Linked DNA regions of Homo sapiens: region 1 is linked to region 2. The links are chromatin loops, found by intact Hi-C in ENCODE. Cell type or tissue: PC-3. All regions are shown on one strand. Links, peaks and the distances in the headings refer to the core of each region. The heading gives the core; the rest is flanking DNA.

Region 1 (8,336 bases), core at 140-8,139, 120 kb after region 2:
TGGTGCAATCATAGCTGAATGCAGCCTCAAATTCCTGGGCTCAAGTGATCCTCCCACCTCAGCCTCCAGAGTAGCTGGGACAACAGGTACGCACCACCAAGCCCTGCTAATTTTTTTGTATTTTTTTGTAGAGAGAGAGTCTTGCTATGTTGCCCAGACTGGTCTTGAACTCCTGGGCTCAAGCGATCCTCCCATCTCGGCTTCCCAAAGTGCTGGGATTACAGGTATGAGCCACCACACCTGGCCAGAGACAGCTTTTTCAACATATCTCTCCTTAGCAGGAAAGGAATAAATAGTGCTCGCAGGAAAGGAAGAAATCAGATCCATTCTGCAGGCAGGGAGCTCAGTGGAGAACCAGGAGGGGTGGGAGTGAAGGGGCAGGCATTCTAGCCCTGCCTTTCTTGATTCTCAGGAAGGAATGAGCTGAAAGGCCCTTGGCCAATACCCTGTCAACCTGGATAGCTCCTGCCCTGTTCCTCCTCAGGTTTTAGGCTGCTGAGCTCTAGTCAAAGGACCTCGGACACGGTTCACATGGTCACCTGATGTGTACACAGCCAGCACACAGCCAGCCCTACCCTGGCCACTAAGAAACAGGTTCACCACCTTGAACGAGGTGCTGTTTACAGTCAGCGGTCAACACAGACAGCATTTGGGTCTCATGCCCAAAGGTAAACATGAAAGAGAACCATAGAGGAAGCCACTCCCACATGGACCCAGACACATTGATCCAGACCAGGGGCTGATCCAGAGCAGGGCTGATTCCCACTTTGAAAGTGGGACAAAGCCTGTTTCCTGCAGCCTGCAGTGAACATGTGCGCTGGGGTGGGGGAATCAGTCACCAGTAGTGGCCACTCAGCCTCAAGCTTCAGATCGATACAGATACAGGCACACAAGAAAGTAGAACTAGAAAAAAGCATGGAGGAAAATAATGTGGGAAAAAGACACAAAGGGAGGAAGGAGGAAAAGGAGCAAAAAAGAAAGAGGGGAAGTCATAAAGCGGCTCTAACAAAAAGAAGGCAAATCAACCAGGGCTCCTGGAGCACAGCCCCACCACGCACACACGCACGCACGCACGTACACACACACAAGGTGGCTTGGTTTAGTACAGAGGTGGTGGCAGTACACTGGGCCATAAGCACACCTCAAGCCATGGTTTCTTGGGATTCAAAAACCACACACGACCGGGCAAGGTGGCTCACGCCTGTAATCTCAGCACTTTGGGAGCCGGAGGTGGGTGTATCCCTTGAGGCCAGGAGTTCAAGACCAGCCTGGCCAACATGGTGAAACCCTATCTCTACCAAAAACACAAAAATTAGCCGGGTGTTGTGGCAGGCACCAGTAATTCCAGCCACTCGGGAGGCTGAGGCAGCAGACTCGCTTGAACCCAGGAGGCAGAGGTTGCAGTGAGAAGAGATCGCGCCACCGCACTCCACCTGGGCGACAGAGCGAGACTCCATGTTGGAAGAAAAAAAAAAGAAGAAGAAAAAGAAGAAGAAGAAGCATACACAGTATTTTAGGGATTTTAGTGAAAAATTTACAATATGGGTAAATGCCCAAGATATGTCACTCTGTGGAAAAGGGAAGAAACAACACACAATACAAAAGCAATTGTGTTGACTATGCACAGAAAAGGTCTGGAAAATACATAAAAAATCTCACAGTGGTTATTTCTGAGTGGTGGGATTAGAGTTGATTTTTATACTCCTGGTCAAGTCTTTATATATCATACAAAGGAATGGCATGGCACACTTTCCTAAATTTAAAAAAGCTGCCCTAAATATACCATATAGAAAGCCAAAGTTTTCAAAAGCATTATAGAGAATTGTTATGAAATCCAGGAGGTAAATGCAGACCTCAAGGCTAGCTATATTTATATAATCATGGACATTTTTGAGACAATCTGAAAAACCTAACAATCTGGTTGTTTATTAACAAATGAACATTTGAAATCATTTAGACATATCTTCAAGTCCAAAGAAAAATCTAAAGCAATCAAGCAAATATTCACTATCCTTCTGTCTGGTATTCTCCCATTTATATAACTATCAGAATATGCCCTGATAAAGTGTTCGATACTTAAGAAGAATGGTACCCTAACACACCAAAAAAGTGACAACAGGAAAAAAAACAATCAGCCAGGAAGAAAAAAGGTTCTGAAAGAACTGATTATATACAATGACTGAAAAGATGAATCTAACACATGCATTTACCAAATCCTTTGAAAGGGTCATTTCCACTAAAGTGTTCTCCAAGTAAAATATAACATTGTTTTCTCCAGAAGGTGCACATTTTAAAATTGGATTCTTAAAAGCTTATGAAATAATATACTAATAAACACATTTACAAAAGCTTTTTATGATATTAGCTTTTCCCGGAAATAAGCTATCCAGGTTTCCACATCATAAGCTGTAGTTGTGTAGTTATGTGTTTATGAATTAGTCATTCCTGGGGAAGGTGGGTTGTTTATTTGCCATGACTGTAGCAGAGCACGGCAAACCTAGAAAGAGAATACGATGCAGATGTCCCCTTTCTTGGTTATGCCCCAGTGGAAGCCGTAAATATATTGCCATCTGCACACCTCTCAGGGAAGGCCTCGCTTGGAAGAAAGGGTTAATTGCATGAGCACCTTGTATGGGCTGAAATCCAGATATTTTCTAATTCTATATGAAAAGGGGAGGGGGGCGGGGGAACCTCTACCTTCTAACCTAGAATGCTGGGTCTAATTCAAGACTATAGAAATGCTGGGTGGCTTTTCTCTCCCTAAATAGAAACAAGGCCATGTTCCCATTCAGAGGAGACCCTTTAAGCTCAGCAGGCATGGACTTCAAGGGTCCCAGAATACAACAGGCTCCTTGCCCTACACAGCACCGCCCCCCTCCTCTCCTCACCCCATTTCCTCTTTATCCGGGGAGCTACAGGTCTCCATCCCCTCAGAATCTCTCCCTGTGGAGCCGTTCACTTGATTTCCATCCATGTGAATCCCCCACCTTGCCCGGGCAGGACGCTATGTAGACTGCTGAGGGCAGATGAGATTTGGGACCAGAAAGAGGCTGCTAAATAATGAATAAAAAGAAGCACCCCCAGCCCTCCAAGACCTAATTATTTGCTTGCCTGAATCCAATAAGAAAAACAACCCCATGAAAGGAAAGGATGACAAAGACAGAGGCTAATTCTTCTCAAACCTTCTGGAAATTCTAGTTCCGAAGGGGGAAGGTGTGGTCAGGGATTTGGGTGCAGATCAGACTTAAGAGCCCCTGACAAGCCTAAACTACTCCACGTCCGCCCATCACATGGGCTGGAGGGCAGGGTCATGGGGGGTTATAGGCACAAAGGGCCCCCACCAGAGGGCTGGCCCCTCCCCAGAGAACACAGGCAGTGCTCCTGTGTGGGGCTGTGAAGGAGTCTTTTTACTACTGTCCATGCCATGCCACTCCAGGACAACCTTTCCTCCCCTACTAGGGACACCCCCAATCATTCCAAACTCACCTCTCCTCTGCACCTGGGAACCAGCAGCATCCCAACAAATGCCCAGAAAGTTCTAGTTCCACCTCCGCCCCTGTGGCCCACAACATGGCTTTTATTTTCTCCAATCATACTTCACCACTTTAAAATTGCTTTTAAAAACCATATTTGAGGCCGGGCTCAGTGGCTCATGGCTGTAATGCCAGAACTTTGGGAAGGTAAGGCACGCAGATTGCTTGAGCCCAGGCGTTTGAGATGAGCCAGCCTGGGCAACAGAATGAAGACCCGTCTTTACAGAAAATATAAAAAAAATAGCTGGATGTAGTGTTAAGCACCTGTAGTCCCAGCTACTCGGGAAGCTGAGGCGGGAGGATCACTTGAGCCCAGGAGGTCAAGGCTGCAGTGCGCCATGATGGCACCACTGCCCTCTAGCCTGAGTGACAGAGTGAGACCCTGTCTCAAAACATAAAAATTAAAAAGCGTATTTGCATAAAATCGGTAGCTTGTATGAATGACATGAACTATATCAATTTCAATATCCTGGTTATGATATTGTACTGTAAACTTGTAAGATTTACCATTGGGTGAAACTGGATAAAGGGTATGCAGGCTATCTCTATTACTCCTGACAACTTCATGCAAATCTACAATTATGTCAATAAAAAATTCCATTTAAAAAACCTAAAGAACATATGTTGTAAACCTCATGTGAACAAAGACCAATCAAGAGATAATCCTACCTACAAATGATTACACAAACCCAGCCTGGGTTTTACAGGTGCTTCTGCAGCCCATTTATTCAACAAATACATATGCCATCCCTACAATGGGCTATGCCAAGCATTATGAAGTGTATCTCTGCTAACGCTCTCATAAAATGAGTGTTGATGAGAGAAAAGTCATCTATTCTAGGTAGACCTGGCATAACTGACAATTTCATTTTTTTAATCAGAGGTGAAAATATTTTGACATTCAGTGCATTTGAAAATGCATTAAGTAACTGCTCTCTTTAGGTTGGGACATGGCTCAAGTCACAATTCATAAGTTACCCTGGTCGCAGCTGTCAGGAAAACATGAGAGTGACTGGGCGCAGTGGCTCATGCTTATAATCCCAGTACTTTGGGAGACTGAGGTAGGTGGATCACTTGAGGCCAGCGGTTCAAGACCAGCCTGGACAAAATGGCAAAACCCCATCTCTACTAAAATTACAAGAATTAGCCAGGCATTGTGGCAGCTACCTGTAATCCCAGCTAATCGGGGGGCTGAGGCAGGACAATCGCTTGAACCCGGGAGGCAGAGGTTGCAGTGAACTGAGATCGCGCCACTGCACTCCAGCCAGCGTGACAGAGTGAGACTCCATGTCAATAAAAAAGAAAACATGAGAGTGGACACCCCTTTGCCGAGTCACAATATTTATTACACGTTCCACATGGCAGCATCTACCCATTCCTTCTGCGGGCCACGTACTGACAACAAGTTTCTCAGGCAGCCAAGAGAGGTGAAATTTCAACCTGAGTTCGAGGGCAACATCCTGGGGTGCTTGCTTTGCTTCAAAATGAGTCATCAAAACCCTATAAGCCTTTTGGCCAGGAAGTTCCAGAGATTTTAAACAAGCAAATGTGCCCCAGCTACGACAATCCCTGAAACATCCTGCTTCATTTTGCACCTGTCATCTGTCTGGACCAGATGTCGCTCTCAGCTCGTGTAAGAAGCCCTGTGTAGCTGCCGCCACGACCTTCCCATAAAAAACGTTCCCAAGACACATTTCCCAGGCACAGATCCTTCCTAAGGTCAGAGGCTTGAGAGGGGGACCATCTTCCTTGGCATATTTATTGCTGATGGCACTTACCAAAGTATTTTTAATGCATTATCTCATCTGTTACTTACAAATAACACCTCCCCCTAGGAAAACCTATTGACTTCTAAAAAAAAAAAAAAAAAGAAATTCAGAGACAGGGTCTTGCCCTGTCTCCCAGGCTGGAGTGTAGTGGTGTGATCATAGTTCACTGCAGCCTCCAATTCCTGGTCTCAAGCAATTCTCCTGCCTTAGCCTCTCAAGTAGCTAGGACTACAGGTATGTGCCACCACTCCCAGCTAAATTTTAAAAATTTTTGTTTGTTTGTTTTGAGACAGAATCTCGCTCTGTCGCCCAGGCTGGAGTGCAGTGGTGCGATCTCGGCTCACTGCAAGCTATGCCTCCCAGGTTCACACCATTCTCCTGCCTCAGCCTCCCAAGCAGCTGGGAATACAAGTGCTCACCACCACATCCAGCTAATTTTTTTGTATTTTTAGTAGAGATGGGGTTTCACCGTGTTAGCCAGGATGGGCTCGATCTCCTGACCTCGTGATCTGCCCGCCTTGGTCTCCCTAAAATTTTTTTTCGAGACGGTGTCTCACTATGTTGCCCAGGCTAGTCTCGAACTCCTGGCCTAAAGAGATCTTCCTTCCTCAACCTCCCAAGCAGCTGGGATTATAAGCATCAGCCACAGCATCCAGCCATAACCTCATTTTTTAAATGAAGAAACTGAGGCTAACTCTCTCAAATATTTGTCAATTCCTGGTTACTCAGAAATTGATGATTTATGATCATTTCAGTCTTTTTCTGGCCTCTTCCTATCTGCTTCTAGCAGTGGGCAGGCAGCAATCTAAAGAGAAAGAGAGAGTATGGGTCTCAAGTTAGGTGAAGTAGCAGTCCAGCTCATGACTCAAGAGATGACTTTGCATTTAGCCTCCCAGAACCTCTGTCTCTTCATCTGTAATGTGGAGTAATACCACACTGCAGCACCAAAGGGGTGATTAAATGCAACAACCTGGATAAAATACGAGGTGGTTGCTCAAAACATTACCTCTTTGATGCTTGTTAAAAATAAGATTGGCTCAGCTGGGCACAGGGGCTCACACCTGTAATCCCAGCACTGTGGGAGGCCAAGGTGGGTGGATCACTTGAGGTCAGGAGTTCAAAACCAGCCTGGCCAACATGGTGAAACGCCATCTCTACTAAAAATACAAAAATTAGATAGGCGTGGTGGTGGGCGCCTGTAATCCGAGCTACTCGGAAGGCTGAGGCAGGAAAATCGTTTGAACCTGGCAGGCAGAGCTTGCAGTGAGCCGAGATCACACCACTGCACTCCAGCCTGGGTGAAAGAGTGAGACTCCATCTCAACAAATAAAATAAAATAAAAATAAAAGATTGGCTCAATAGAAATAAGAATTAACAACCAAAGTAGAATTTTTGAATTATCAGAGAATTTTAATTATATGCAAAACTCTCTGAATTCAGGGGTAATTGGGGATTATCTATAATTAATGGCTGAGACAGAAACACCCAGATGAACAGGACTTTTATTTTCGCTTATCAGAGTTGGTAAAGAAATGCTGCCCCACTATCTTATCCTTCAATTAGAAATCTACCATTAAACCTCTGCACATAACTGAAATGCACAAACTGCGTGCTTTATGGGTGACGGACAAACCCAAGCTCTCACCCACCATTCTCATCAGATTTCAACATGACCACTGTAAAGGCATAATGGAATTTAGGATTGATTATTCCTTGCCCAATATCCAGAACGTCTCAGGAATGTGTGTGCTGTTGAATGTGATGTTCTGCTTTAGAGAATTGACTTGTGAATGGTTCTTAAGTGCTCAAATATGAAGAATATGAAATACAACAAAATACATTTGGGATGAATTTGATCACTCTTTTTTTTTTTTTTTTTAAGATGGAGTCTCGCTCTGTCACCCAGGCTGGAGTGCAGTGGCGAGATCTCGGCTCAATGCAAGCTCCGCCTCCCGGGTTCATGCCATTCTCCTGCCTCAGCCTCCTGAGTAGCTGGGACTACAGGTACCCGCCACCACACCCGGCTAATTTTTTGTATTTTTAGTACAGATGGGGTTTCACCGTGTTAGTCAGGATGGTCTCAATCTCCTGACCTCGTGATCCGCCTGCCTCGGCCTCCCAAAGTACTGGGATTACAGGCATGAGCCACGGCGCCCGGCCTTGACCACTCTTTTCTGCCTTGTCTGACATCAGCCACTAACACTAAACTCTCAAATTACAGTACACGTGGTGGGGGAGGGTAGGTAAAGCCACACGATCAAATGGTACACCTTCTGAGAGCATCAGCCTTGCTCAAGGTGAGTCTGCAAAAGCTCTGGAGATGGCCAGTTCATTTACTGACTACTCTCTGCACCTGGGAGTGCTCTGTGGCAATCGGAAAAGAGCTACTGAAGGAGAGGAAAAATACCAACTGATGGAAGACCCACCTGCCGAGGCCTCTGCTAGGTATCTGCAGAGTGTCCCATTTAATTTCTTACCTAGTCACTCAACAACCACGGGACAAAGAGGGGACCAACAGCCAGGAGCTTTTATTTATTGTTTTGAGATATACTTTAACCAGGTTTTCAGACCCCATCTAAGCAGGGGTGTATTAGTCCGTTTTCATACTGTTATAAAGAACTGCCTGAGTCTGAGTGATTTATAAAGGAAAGAGGTTTAACTGAGTCACAGTTCAGCATGGCTGGGGAGGCCTCGGGAAACTTACAATCATGGTGGAAGAGGAAGGAAGCAAGGCAGAAGGGGAAGCAAGGCATCTTCTTCACAAGGCGGCAGGAAGGAGAAGGAACGCAGGAGACACTACCACACACTTATACAACCATCAGATCTAGTGAGAACTCACTATCACGAGAACAGCATGGGGAAAACCTACCCCATGATTCATTTACCTCCACCTGGTCTCTCCCTTGACACCTGCGGATTATGGGGATTTATAGGAATTATAATCCAAGATGAGACCTGGTGGGGAAATAAAGCCTAACCATATCAGGGGGCGATACACATCAGCCCCTTCAACTCACCGAGAGGTGAGAAAAAA
Region 2 (8,280 bases), core at 281-8,280:
GTTAAACTACAACTGGCCCACCACCTGTTTTTGTAAATAAAGTTTTACTGGAACTCAGCCCACACATTCATTTACATATCATCTATGGCTGCTTTTAGACTACATCAGACTTGAGTAGTTGCCTATATGGCCTGCAAAGTCTAAAACATTTACTACTGGACCCCTTATAGAAAACATTCACTGACCCCTGGTCTGAAAGAGGAAAATAGGAACCCTAATTTGGACTAGAGTTTAGGAAGACTTCCCTGAGAAAGTGACATTTAAGAGGTATGTGAAAGATGAAGAGGAGGGAGCCAGGCAGAAAGGAGAGAACAAGAGAGATTTTAAGCAGAGGACTCTTAGAAAGGAGACTGGCATATTAAAGCATTCTAAGGACTAAGGCAAACATGACTAAGAGAAAGTAGCTGTTACAGGATTTCTGCCTAATAATGAGTAGTATTACTATTAGTAGCCACGGGAGAAATAGTAGCAGTAGGCTGGCATTGAACAATTACTACGGACCAGGCTGTGTTTGGAGCACTTCAGATACATTAATTCTTTTATACCAAAGAGACTTGTGATTTCAGTATGTTTGGAAATAAGGGGCATGAAACTGCATCTGCAGAGCCTTCACATAAAACTGAGAAAACGTCAGTTGGACACATCAGAGAATGGGGGGTTGGGTGGGCTGACAGACACTTGGGGATGCCTAAATCCCTGTCGCCTACCCCTCTAAATACCACGCTGGCCATGTCATTTCTTACTGACACATAAAACAGTCTCTAAAACAAGACAATGTCATCACTTTAATTAAAGTTCATTATTGATGTTTAAAAGAAAAATACTCTTGGCTGGCAAATAATGAACCTTAGTTGTGATTTCAGACTTTCTATCTATATTGAGAAATACTGGAAAACAAGAAGAATCCTCATCTTCAAAATAAGAAAGAAGAATGGATTCCGGAAAGGAGAAAGATAGAGGGTGCCTGACATCTTCCTCCTTGGGAGATCGCAGGGAGATGATGAAATGAAAGTTGTACAAGCATTTAGAAAACACTAAAGTGTGGACTTCAAGCCGGCCCAACCTTCTCTCCTGTCTTAAGTGACCAGGTCTGGAGAATGCCACCAACAGAGTGCATGTCAATTTCAGCCAAGCAATCAACGGGGGCGTTTTCATATTTCCTTTTGAAATAAGAAAAGACAAATTGGCTTTTTTAAGGAAAAAAACAGAAAACAAAAACAGCTGAGCGTGGTGGCTCACGCCTGTAATCCTAGCACTTTGGGAGGCCGAGGGGGTGGATCACAAGGTCAGGAGTTCAAGACCATCCTGGCCAACATAGTGAAACCCTGTCTCTACTAAAAATACAAAAAATTAGCTGGGCGTGGTGGCATGTGCCTGTATTCCCAGCTACTTGGGAGGCTGAGGCAGGAGAATCACTAGAACCCAGGAGGCGGAGGTTGCAGTGAGCCGAGATCGCGCCATTGCACTCCAGCCTGGGGGACAGGGCGAGACTCCGTCTCAAAAAACAAACCAACCAACCAACCCTATTATGTAGATTTAGAGCTGCCTACGTGAACAGAAACAGAGAGAACAGTCAAGTGAGCAGGGCCGGGCTTCTTCCTGGGTCTTTCCCTACGTGGAAATACATGAAGCCCACCAAAATGAGAAAAGCCGAAGCTATTTATTCAGAGCTTGCTATAATAAGAAGTCAGCCACTGTCACCTGTGTTTGGTAGAAACTCAAAGGCAGGCAGAGAAGTGTGACACTTTTTAGTGGAAGAAGGGAAAGCTCTGGGTGGCAGCTGTTGGCAGGTGCCGTAGGGGGATAACAAAAGCAGCCCATCCGGGTGATCGGTTACGGGAGCATATTTGGCCTTCTCTGTTTGGTCCGAAGTTGGAAGTCACGACAAAAATTAGGGCAGCTGCCAGTAATTGATCAAGTCCTGGGCATGCCGGGCCAATTGCTACAGGGGTTATTGGTTGGTTTCCTGGACTGGCTGCTGCAGACTGGAAGTCAGAACTCCACTTTTATATAAGATCTGGCCATTGCCCACTAGAATAATCAATCTCTGTCCCTGACCCCTCTGTGTCTAACACGGGGAGAACAGACTGTTCCAGTCAGCTTTCTTGAAAGCGGCATAAAGAAATTTTAGAAAGCAGACAGAGGAAAAACAAAGAAATGAATGAGCCACAAATTCAGAGAAGATAAAATTAAAAATCGGTTAGCTATCTTCTCCAAGGAAAATCGGAGGCATAAAGATTGATGCAATTTAAATGTACCACAATAGGTAGCTAAAACAATTGTCAGCAATGTCAGCTCTCATGTGACCAGTCATTGTCTAAGTAAGTGGGTGGCTGGTTCATGTGTCACCAGCAATTCCACCTTGGGCAAGTCACTTGATCTCCACGAACTCTCATTGTTCATCTCCAAAATAAACAGACTGAATTAAAATCTCAAGTCCTTTATAGTTCTAAAATTTTCTGCTTCTGTGATTCTAATCATGGATGGCTCTTTTATTCTACAGGCGGCAGCTTTACGTCTGCCCAGTTAGATACATATAATTCATTATGAGCTGATCTGGAAAACAAAACAAATCACATTGTGTTTTGTTCAAGTGCATTCATTCAACAATAATTATGGAACAGTAACTATGAATAAAGTACTCTCCTAGGTGCTAAGGGAAAAAGCAAAAAGACTGAGACCCAGGGCCAGGCAAAGTGGCTCACACCTGTAATGCCAATGTTTTGTGAGGCCGAGGCAGGAGGATCACTTGAGGCCAGGAGTTCACGATCAGCCTGGGCAACATAGCTAGATTTTTGTAGATCCATCTCTGCAAACACTTAAAAATTAGCCAGGCATGGTGATGTGCACCCACAGTCCGAGCTACTCGGAAGGCTGAGGTAGGAGGATCGCTTGAGCCCAGGAGGTCGAGGCTGCAGTGGGCGATGATGGTGCCACTGCACTCCAGCCTGGGAGACAGAGTGAGATGCTATCTCTAAAAATAAAAAATAAAAGACTGAGACCCAGCACCAAAGAACTCTAGTTGAGAAGTAAAGATATGCATATCATTAACTCCGCAGCAAGAAATAAAGTATTCAGTGACCTAAAATGAGACAGAAAGTGCTAGAGAAAATGGCAAATAGTCTGTACAGGCTGCACGGCCTCCCTACAGGCTCTAGAGAAGGATCAGCTTGCGGTTGTGTTTTTAGCATATTATAATTGGCAAAGAACTTGAGCTTGCTTTCAGTGTCATTTGCTCCTGTTCTTTCCCCTTGGCTCTGAGGTTTGGCACATCAGAGTTACCCTAGCAGGTCTCTACTGCAAAGGGCATTTAAAAGGAGGGTTTATGTCAGAATATCAGCAACTCTGTATTTTACAAGATGTTCTGATCAGAAAAATCCCGGACTCAGAAATTACTAAATAACTGCAATGAAGGAGGACAAATGTTCCAAGGAAGCTGACTTTCTTTAAAGTCTGTGTTCCTAGGAAGTAGTAAATGCTGAAAATTACTAATTCCTGCTGCCCCCTGCCCACCCCTATCTGAAGCTACTCCCTGTGTTGGAGGAGCTGATTTTTAAGACAGGCAGTTTCTGAAGACGAGACATTTTCACTGGTAAGAAAAGGGCCAGGGAAGATTTGTTACTTGCTCATTCCGGGCTGGGGAGCCTGCTCTTTCATTTCTGCAGCTCTGCTGGTATCATCCAAAAATGCTTCCATTTGCTCTCATTTAAGAGAAATGCATGCAAATCACAAAAGGCAAAGCAAGCACGGTCAGTGAAGCTCAGCCATGGCCTGCGGGCTTCGTTTTGAAACCACCTCCAGCCACATGGAGGTGGTCAGCCTCTTTTAGACACCAAACCATTCTGGGTCACATTTTGTATGTTTGCACAATCTGTTCCCTATTTTAAAAATTATACAGGCTGCGCGCAGTGGCTCACGCCTGTAATCCCAGCACTTTGGGAGGCCAAGGTGGGAAGATTGTTTGAACTCAGGAGTTTGAGCCCAGCCTGGGCAACATGGTGAAACCCCATCTCTACAAAAAAATTACAAAATGTTATCCGGGCATTGTGCTGTGCACCTGTGGTCCCAGTTACTTGGATGAATTGAGCCTGGGAGACAGGAGGATGGCTTAAGCCTGGGAGATGGAGGCTGCAGTGAGCTGAGATAGCACCACTGCACTCCAGCCTGGGAGACAGGGCAAGACCCTGTCTCAAATATGTGTGTATATAATGTGTCCCTTTATATATATGTATGTATGTATGTAACATGCACCTGTATATAAATATGTGTATTGTATACATGTATATATAGGGGCATGTTATATATACACACACACACACACGCACGCACACACACACACACACATATATACATATACATGTATATATACAAGCACATATATATGTATGTGCATGTGTGTATGTGTGTGTGTGTGTGTGTGTATATATATATACATATGCACTTTAAATTGACACAACTCTCTTGAGTTTGATGCTGTCACTTCTTGAAAAGAAGTTGAGAATGGCAACATGGCTTGTGGTTTTCTTGGATGTCGGGTACAACAGAGTCTTCCGCCCTCTACTCCTTCCTCTGCAGGATGTGGGAGAGCGTTGAGCAGGTGCAGGTGGTGGGGCAGGAGATCTGCATGCCAGGAACAGAAAGTTCCTGGAGACCAAGGCTCCAGGTCAGTTCGCAAAAAGAAAAAAGAAAGAAAAGAAATCACCCAAGTACCGACTCAATATTTGCTCCCTATTTGTCACAAATCCCAAAACAATTAGCGAGCACTTATTGAGAGCACGGTTTCTCTTTGTTTTCCAGCAAACTCTCATGGGTGTGCCTCTTATTTACATTCTGTGACTAAAAGCCCTTAAGGATGAAGCTAGTTTGCAAATTTGCTAAGCATGCAGTCAGCGAATATGCAGGGTGTCCGATCATTATTCTTAACAAGCTCGTCATCTTCCTGTGGCCAAACCAGCTCTGAAATTCTCCCCACCCAACCACTATTGCAAACATCTGGCAGAGCTCCGTGCCTTGCAGACTGTCACCCATTTATGGGACAAAGGGACAAAGAGCAGCTGGGGTCCCCAAATGCCCTGCCAATTTCCATAATTACTGAGCCATCCAAGTTTCTCCGCTCCCTTGGAAATATTCACTTACTTTATATTATCTACGATCTACCAACTCATTTCAACACAACTTAGCTAGGCACTACTTAATATTCAAGTGCTCCCACAAAGCTGCATGTACATATATCCTTAAATTTTTAAGTCCAAATCACCGAGAAAGGCACTATTTAAAAGAGCTTGAAGGCAGAATCTTTAATACATCAGTAAGTGCTTTCTATAGCACAGCCATTCCCTAATTTATGTCTCTGGGTTTATTGATGACAGGTCATACATCTAAAAAAAACAAATCTACGGAGATGCTAAGGCAAACTCTATTCTCTCTTGAGCATCAGATAAGACAAGGGGGAAAATATTTTTCTAAAATGATATGTAAATAGGAGTTGTTTTATTACAAGAAGGAAAGGAATTCCACTGCAGCCTGCATGAGCCACTCCATCTGCACATCCTAAGGAGTCCTCCCTGCCCTCTTCTTCCAGCTGTGTTTGTTAGTCTGGTCCAATAAATCTCAACTCGGGCTGCATATGAAGCCACCTGGGGAGACTTTTTTTTTTTTTTTTAATGATGTCTGGACCCCAGTCCCAGAGAGCCTGATTTAATCCATCTGGAATAGACCCAGGTGGTTTTAACATGCCGCCAAGCCTCCAGAAGCCCCGGCTGTCATCAAAGCTGCTAAGTCACTGTGGATCCATCACCTAACCCAGAACAAATGGAGACAACTAAGAAGTCAATGCGTTTTTAGCTCCAAGTCTCCCTGAATTTTGCATGCGGGATATGATGAGAGGGGCTCCACACTGTTGTCTGTGCCTGCTTATTTTGGGAGTCAGAGTATATTCTAGGAAAGCGATCGTGGGCTGGCTACTCCTCAGTCATTGCTTATTAATTTTCGGTTATTTACCATCACAACCTCTCTTAACATTGCAGAGAAGTTTGTTTTCCCTTAAAAGGAAAGGAACCCATGAAACCAGAGCATGGGACTCAGAGATCATTTCCAACTATCCAACTTACCAAGGAGGAGCCTCAAGCCCAGAGTGAATTAAGTCAAAACCGCTAATGGGAAGATGCCCCGAGTGAGAGGTAACCAAGAAAACACAACCATGGTCCCCATTCTCCTGTAAGGGGTTTCAGAGCAGCCTTCCTGTGAGTCATGGTCCTTATCAGCAGGAGAAGCAACCTAGAAAAGCACTTCTCCAAAGCCGCTCCCAGGCCAGACAAGTTCTCACCTGTCAGTGATGAAATCAAAAAAATAAGTATGGGAACATGAGGGACTTGGAGGTTTGCTTTCATTTATTTACTTAAAAGACTGCTCTTTTTTATGAGATTACATCCATCCCGTATTTTTTATGATTTTAAGTTTTTTGTTGTTTTTTTTCTTTCATGAAATGATTTTAACAACAGACAAGAGGTGAGCAACAGCCTAGGTCTGGTGAGGGGGCAGCAGGAGGGTGGCGGTTCTCTGCAGCTCGGGACACAGCAACTTACTCTCAAGGCTGCAGGTGGGCTGTGGGTCAGGCTAATCCTGGATCTTCTCTCAGTACTAGTTTTGGAGAATGGGTATTGTTTTTAACAAAGGAGTAGATTTCCTAACCAGATAAAGCTAACTTTTCGTGTATGCATCTATCTCCCTTCTTCAATTTTTTTTTTTTTTTTTTTTTCTTTTGAGAGGAAGTCTTGCTCTGTCGCCCAGGCTGGAGTGCAATGGTGTGATCTTGGCTAACTACAACCTCTGCCTCCCAGGTTCAAGTGATTCTCCTGCCTCAGCCGCCCAAGTATCTGGGATTACAGCTGAGGAGGCCAGATGTCTTCAGCTTCAGTGGACTGGAATCGACTTTCTTTAGCCATGACAGAAATGCTATAGTTTTGTGTTAGACTGCTGTTACTAAGAAACAGAATAGAAACAATTTTTTAAATATTTAAAATGTTTTCCAAAAATGTTTGGAAGACTTTCTCCAGGTTTGGTGGGAGAACGCCACTGTGCATTAATTCATGGTGGGGCTTCCATAAATGTTTGGATCTATAAATACCTATGCTCGGAAGGGCTCCATCCAAGCAACCGTTTGTCATAGCAGTGACCTTGGCCAATTTCACTCTTGTTCCAAAAGGCTGAAAGAAGCTGATGATGCTGGTGGCTTACCTGCCACTGCTGACCTTCAATTAAAACCTGTGACAGATGCCACAGAGCACATCAGCCAATGAGAAGAGGAACGGCCCTGAGCAGCACAGATGCTGCGTCCAGAAGCCTCCATGGAGTGTCCGAAGGATCGAGATGGCAGGTCACTGAAGACTGGCTTTAGTGATTGACGTGGTTTGGCTGTGTCCCCACCCAAATCTCATCTTGCATTGTAGCTCCCATAATTCCCACGTGTTGTGGGAGGGACCCAGTGGGAGATAATTGAATCATGGGGTGGTTTCCCCCATACTGTTCTCGTGGTAGTGAATCAGACTCATGAGATCTAATGGTTTTATAAAAGGAAACCCCTTTCACTTGGCTCTCATTCTCTCTTGTTTGCCACCATGTAAGATGTGCCATTCACCTTCTCCCATGATTGTGAGGTCTCTCTAGCCATGTAGAACTGTGAGTCTATTAAACCTCTTTTTCTTTATAAATTATCCAGTCTCGAGTATATCTTTATCAGCAGCGTGAAAACGGACAAATACAGTGGTCCAGACTGAGCCCTCCTAGGAACTGTACTTGGTCATTGCATTTGAGAAACAACTACAGGGTCAGAATGGAGACCCCAGGCGGAGGCAGCTTAAATCCATATTTTTCAATGTGTGGCCTCCAGGCCAGTAGGCCCGGCATCACTGAGTGCCAGAAATGCAGAGTCTCAGGCCCCAGCATCTGGGGACGGGGCCCAGCAATCTGCATTTTCACAAGCCCTCTGGGTGGTTCTGATGACCTTAAATTTCAGGAACTACCAGCTTCAATCTCCAATTATTCCAAGAAAGCCTGGCTGAGCTGTGAAGAATTTCTCAGCGAGGGCTTATCCTCAACAGACCTCTTTGTAGGGGAGGCAACATGTTTGATCTGAACATTAGCTCCCAGCCTAATGACTGACATGATCAGGACATAACCTAGCTGCCCAGCAGTCCAAATGTTCCTGGTAGTCTTTTAAATCTATATGTGACTTGCTTATTTTTGTTGGTTAGCTTTTTTAAATGCAGGAATTGTAAAGCA

The links. Hi-C counts contacts between places; a loop is a spot of excess contacts. Peaks named below come from ENCODE experiments on the same cell type or tissue, not always from the same donor. Only the 100,000 strongest peaks of a DNase experiment are listed, where the experiment ranks them.
Region 1: it touches region 2 in a loop (2.9-fold over the local background); 1 of 110 quality-filtered maps calls a loop at or near these places.

Annotation. Positions count from the first base shown.
Region 1 is chr10:12,463,660-12,471,995 of GRCh38, reverse strand. The region is part of intron 1 of CAMK1D (calcium/calmodulin dependent protein kinase ID); the gene reads right to left. Among named protein-coding and RNA genes, the nearest start is that of MIR4480, 110 kb to the left of the region's middle. In PC-3, for the core only: no CTCF peak of the experiment used is centred there; no DNase peak of the experiment used is centred there.
Region 2 is chr10:12,584,931-12,593,210 of GRCh38, reverse strand. The region is part of intron 2 of CAMK1D (calcium/calmodulin dependent protein kinase ID); the gene reads right to left. Among named protein-coding and RNA genes, the nearest start is that of MIR4480, 10 kb to the right of the region's middle. RefSeq lists an enhancer at 4,831-4,900. In PC-3, for the core only: no CTCF peak of the experiment used is centred there; a DNase peak (open chromatin) is centred at 4,880; H3K4me3 peaks cover 1,085 bases; H3K27ac peaks cover 1,239 bases.